Regions from separate parts of the Homo sapiens genome. Here region 1 is linked to region 2. A link is an interaction called in ENCODE POLR2A ChIA-PET data of the cell type or tissue named here. Cell type or tissue: Panc1. All regions are shown on one strand. Each heading gives the region's core, and the rest is flanking DNA. Links, peaks and the distances in the headings are about the cores only.

The links. Peaks named below come from ENCODE experiments on the same cell type or tissue, not always from the same donor. Only the 100,000 strongest peaks of a DNase experiment are listed, where the experiment ranks them.
Region 1: POLR2A ChIA-PET joins it to region 2 with 18 read pairs; 3 of 35 experiments call an interaction of 5 or more read pairs at or near these places.

The regions. Positions count from the first base shown.
Region 1 is chr10:95,275,580-95,278,491 of GRCh38, forward strand. All of the region lies in intron 1 of PDLIM1 (PDZ and LIM domain 1), which reads right to left. Among named protein-coding and RNA genes, the nearest start is that of PDLIM1, 14 kb to the right of the region's middle. In Panc1, for the core only: no CTCF peak of the experiment used is centred there; no DNase peak of the experiment used is centred there; H3K27ac peaks cover 516 bases.
Region 2 is chr10:95,417,472-95,420,383 of GRCh38, forward strand. All of the region lies in intron 8 of SORBS1 (sorbin and SH3 domain containing 1), which reads right to left. Among named protein-coding and RNA genes, the nearest start is that of PDLIM1, 130 kb to the left of the region's middle. RefSeq lists a silencer at 1,822-1,901. In Panc1, for the core only: no CTCF peak of the experiment used is centred there; no DNase peak of the experiment used is centred there.

The DNA.
Region 1 (2,912 bases), core at 324-2,823, 140 kb before region 2:
AATATTTTTATTTCAAAAATGAAATAATCATTTCCCTCTACACTGCTATCCTGAAGCATGACCACTCACAAAACTCAAATGAGATTGGAACTGGAGAGGTTGAGAAGATGAAAAAGAAGTTTCCTTTCACTTTTTTACGGTGAACTGCTGAGAAGTCCAGAATGTCCAGCATTTGGTTCCAACTGTTTTGTGGGAGAGACATTTCTGCTAAGTATATCCCAACAGGTCCTGGACAAGCTAGAACCAGTCTTAGGCGCCCCAAGCCTGAGTAATTGAGGTCTGGTCATCCTATCTTTCAGTATAATTTCTTTGTTTTTTTTTTAAAGCCAAACTGGTAAGAAGCCAAAGGAAATCTCAGAAAGTCACAAGCAACATCAGATAGGACTTGAAAGAAATTACACATACAGATTAAGTTCACATTCTTTTATGAGCTATCTTTTTTAGGGGAAAAAATTGATTTAAACAAATAATGGGATTTGCCTTTCCAAAGCCCTTTCATATACAATCTCCTATTTGAGATAATAATATGATTACCTCACCACCAACATATTAGATAAACTTTACAGATGAGGAAATTGAGATTCAGAAAAATTGTGAGTGGTTCAAGTTCACACAGCTAAAGGCTGAGCCTGAACTTGAAAGGCTCTCTCATTGCAAATTCCATTCCTTTTTGCTTTAGCACAATGCCACAAGCAGAGGCTCCAAACTCAACTGTCAAAGCCAAAAAAAAAAAATCCAGGAGACTCATCTGCAGTGGCCTTCTACATAGGACCTGGAGTGTCACAAAGTCCTGATGCTGGCTGAGTGCCTCCCTACCACAGGACAGTCACTCCCCTGCCCTGTACTGATCTGGGGCCCAGTAACCCCACCCATTATAAAATTTACAAACCATAACACAGAAGTGACAAGGGTTACAGGAGAGAAGGCCTGTGCCTCCAACACTGGATAGTTCCTGTCTTGAATGGTGGATTCCAATCCTTGCCAAACACTATTTATCACAATCATAATCAAAATGACAGCCATCAGTTAATGAGCGTTTAGGTACCAAGCATGACAAAGTCTTTAGCAAGGGTTAACTCACCAATATTCACGTGATGCTACCAGACAGGCAATGTTATCTGCATCATTACAGATGAGGAAATGGAGGAACAGGGGTTAAGCAGTTTGCCTGAGGTTGCACAGCTGGTGAGCGGCAGGCCACAGCAGGCTCCAGAGTCCACCCACTTAACCAACTAGGCCACACTATCTGCTCTAATTTCCTCCTGACCATCAAGTTCCATCAGAACCAGCTCATAATAGAGTCAGCTTCAGTTTCCTAAAAAAAAAAAAAAAAAAAAAAAAAAAACTTCTGGGCCAGGCATGGTGGCTTACGCCTGTAATCCCAGCACTGTGGGAGACCAAGGTAAGTGGCTCGCCTTGAGCTCAGGAGTTCGAGACCAACCTGGGCAACATGGCGTAACCCTGTCTCTACAAAATACAAAAAAAATTTGCCAGGTGTGGTGGCACACGCCTGTAGTCCCAGCTACTCAGGAGGCTGAGGTGGGAGGATAGCTTGTACCCAGGAGGTAGAGGCTGCAGTGAGCTGAGACTGTGCCACTGAACTCCAGCCTGGGTGATAGAGTGAGACTTGTCTCAGAACAAGAAAAAAAAAAATTATATACTCACTCCCATTAGTTCAATGAACGTGCCATTGCCAGCCTTTTTCCCCAGAGACCATACAACTAGATCACACAACTCTTGCTGCATAAGAATAAATGGGGACAGGCACAGTAGCTCATGCCTGTAATCCCAGCACTTTGAGAGGCCAAGCACTTTTGGGAGGTCAGATGGCAGGCAGATCACATGAGCTGAGGAGTTCAAGACCAGCCTGGCCAACATGGTGAAACCCTATCTCTACTAAAAATACAAAAATTAGCCAGCTGTGGTGATGCACACTGCCTGTAATCCCAATTACTCAGGGGGCTGAGACAGGAGAATTGCTTGAACCCAGGAGGTGGAGGTTGCAGTGAGCCGAGATCACACCACTGCACTCCAGCCTGGGCAACAGAGTAAGAATGTCTAAAAATAAAATAAAATAAAATAAAACAGTAAACGGGTTTAGGCACAACAATTTCCACTAATGAACAATCTATCATTTTCTGCTCAATTCATTCTTGTGTCCCTCACTCTTCGTCCCCACCAGCACCCCAGGCAGACACTGCTTGCTTAGAGGCCAACATGTTCTCCACTCCAAGTTCATAATGCATCTTTAAGACCTGTCCACTGCTGCCAGTCCTGAGCACATAAGAAGGTGTTTGAAGTTTAACTGCACTTCTAACTGGTGTAAATAAAATCGGATGATGATGTAGCTCTCCCACTTTCTTCAACTTACATTTAAATAACTACATACCTAAATGACACTACTATCATACAGAACTGGATGCATACCCATGACAAATAAAAAGATAACCCTCCTCCTCAGTGATAATGGCATGTTTCTACTTCATCCCTCCCCTGTTCCTTCTTTCTCTCTCTGTTCATTCACTTATCAGACATCCTTATGTACATTCTGAAAGACAGTGTAACTTGTTCATTAAGATGTGGTTTCTGGAGTCAGATGGCCAGGGTTCAAGTCCTGCCTGGCTTGTGAGCTAAGTGTCCTTGGGCAGGGTATTTCACCTCTGTGTAAACAAGGATGCACCAAGGATGAAAAGAACAGCTTTGACATCAGAAGGCTGTTGCGAGGATTACATTAGGCAATTCAGGCAGAGCCCCCACTGTCAGGGCTCCAGAAATGTGAGCTATTGTTTGTAGATTCCAGGAACCACACAAGGCACTGGAACTCAGCTGTGAAAAGGGTGGTGCCTGCCATCAAGAAGCTCACAGTCTCCTGGGGGGAGACAAGCATGTACAACAGCTGATGAGTGTTGTGC
Region 2 (2,912 bases), core at 101-2,600:
TTTTGTATTTTTAGTACAGACGGGGTTTCACCGTGTTAGCCAGGATGGTCTCAATCTCCTGACCTCATAATCTGCCCACCTCAGCCTCCCAAAGTGCTGGGATTACAGGAGTGAGCCACTGCACCCAGCCTAGGTTTTCTTTAATGGCTCCTTTTTTTTTTTTTTTTTGAGACATAGTCCCACTCTGTCACCCAGGCTGGAGTGCAGTGGCACAATCTAGGCTCACTACAACCTCCGCCTCCCAGGTTCAAGCAATTCTCCTGCCTCAGCCTCCTGAGTAGCTGGGACAAGCCCATGTCACCACACCCAGCTAATTTTTTGTATTTTTAGTAGAGACGGGGTTTCACCATGCTGGCCAGGATGGTCTTGAGCTCCTGACCTTGTGATCCACCTGCCTCGGCCTCTCAAAGTGCTGGGATTACAGGCGTGAATGGCTCCTATTTTTAAAGATATCCCAGTTCTAGAAGAAAACCAGAACTTTCCTCCAAATTACGCAAGTGAAGTATATTAGAGTCTGATCAATATCGGTAAGTGAATTTTGACCAAAAATGGGGAGGGTGCAAGATCTGGGTCTATTTTGAATTTATTTTTAATTTTATTTCATTCTTTTTTTTTTTTTTTCCCGAGATGCAGTCTCACCCTGTTGCGCAGGCTAGAGTGCAGTGGTGTGACCTTGGCTCACTGCAACCTCCGTCTCCCAGGTTCAAGCAATTCTCCTGCCTCAGCCTCCTGAGTAGCCGAGACTATAGGCCTGTGCCACCACACCCGGCTAATTTTTGTATTTTTAGTAGAGACGAGTTTTCACCATGTTGGCCAGGCTGGTCTTGAACTCCTGACCTCAAGTGATCTGCCCGCCTTGGCCTCCCAAAGTGCTGGGATTACAGGCGTCAGCCACAGCGCCCGGCCAATTTTATTTCATTCTTTTTTTTTTGAGACTAAGTCTCGCTCTTGTCACCCCAGCTGGAGTGCAATGGCACAATCTTGGCTCACTGCAACCTCCGCCTCCCAGGTTCAAGCTATTCTCCTGCCTCAGCCTACTGAGTAGCTAGGATTATACATAGGTGCCTGCCATCACACCTGGCTAATTTTTGTATTTTTTTTAAGTAAAGACAGGGTTTCACCATGTTGGCCAGACTGGTCTCGAACTCCTGACCTCAGGCGATCCACCCACCTCAGCCTCCCAAAGTGCTGGGATTACAGGCATGAGCCACTGCACCTGGCCTATTTCATTCTTATATTTGTGGCATACAGGTGGCAAGAAGAAAGAATGTTAGAAAGGGTGAATAGGTGAAAAATATTTAAAAGTTTTATAGGTTGGGCACTGTGGTTTAAGCCTGTAATCCCAGCACTTTGGAAGACCAAGGCAGAAGGACCACTTGAGTCTGAGACCAGCCTGGGCAATACAGCGAGACTCTGTCTCTACAAAAAATTTAAAAAAGAAATAGCCAGGTGTGGTGGCACACACCTGTAGCCCCAGCTACTAAGGAGGCTGAGAAGGGAAGATTGCTTGAGCCCAGGAGGTCAAGGCTGCAGTAAGCTGTGATGGCACCTCTGCACTCCAGCCTAGGTGACAGAGCAAGACTGTCAAAAAAAAAAAAAAAGTTTTTTGAGTCCAGATTAGAACATCAACCCAGAAATAGTAAATAACCTATTCCTTAAACTCAGTTTTCAAGGCACACATATAAGCTCATTGGACAAGCAGCTCATTTGGATATCCTTGACTAATTCAATGCCTATCCTTTCCACAGGGCACCCATGGCAGTGCCAGTGAATATGCACCAGCCAAAAAAAAAACAAAATGAATAGCCCCTCTCTAGTATTCAGCAACAGCAAAAGCTTTCAGGTGAACTCACTTGGTTTCAGTGAACATGTTTACAGACTAAACGATTCTAGAAACAAAACACGTGGGCTAGCACGCACCAAAGGGACTGGCGGGTATGCTGATAATGGCAGTAGGGAGGTAAGCAAAAGATCATTTTGATTTGAGCTCAGATTTACTTTTACTTTCAGCTCAAATGTCCCATATGTGATTTCTTCTTGTCCAAAGATAGAAATCAGCTTCAGTGAGTTTCTAACTTATTTTGGCTCTCGCCATATATGGTGCATTACATCAGGCATGAGCCTTCCCAGGGCTTTGACCCTGTAGAGAGGACGCTTCCCCAGAGCATCAACAGTGCACTCAGATCCAAAGGTCTCCTGCCCTGGGGCTTCTTTTAGTCCTGAAGAAGAAAGGGGATAGGCACAGTGACTTTACATGCAGGGAACTACTTTTTGTTGTAAACATTGTAGGAACCACACAGGCAGTCTGCATTCTGCCCAGTTGGCTATAAATGAAATTCTATTTATCTTTTCAGAAGGTGGGTCAGTGAAAATATGAGGCTTCTGGAAAATCCTGGTATGTTTATAGTTTATACAGTTCTATAAACTACCAATTCCCTCCTCTAAGCCAGTGCATACTTACAGCTCTGGCAATCACTATATAGACAAGAAGTCATGTTTCCATTCAGAAAACACACCTAAGAGGTAATGCATGACCTAAAGGTTCCTGAAATTTGAATGGCTGATTTTACATTGAATATAAAGGATAAAACCTCTTTATGAGCAATTTACCAAGTTCCCTTAAAAGGGAACCCCAGTAGAAAGAAAATTCTTGGATAGTGACAGATAAGAAAACATACTTTGTAAAAGATATTATAGGGTGTTCACCCTTATAAACCTCTTGAGGGCAATGTTTCACACAGTGATCTGAACACCACGGAGATGCTCAATAAAGCTGTGTTAAATAAATTTTAAAAGAATTTTTATTTACTTCACATGCTTTTAAAATTGTCTTTTCAAAAGAGCTGCTTAAGAAGCCAAAAAGAATTACTGAGTTACCCTTTGAACTAAGTCACTGATAGTGGAAGAGGACA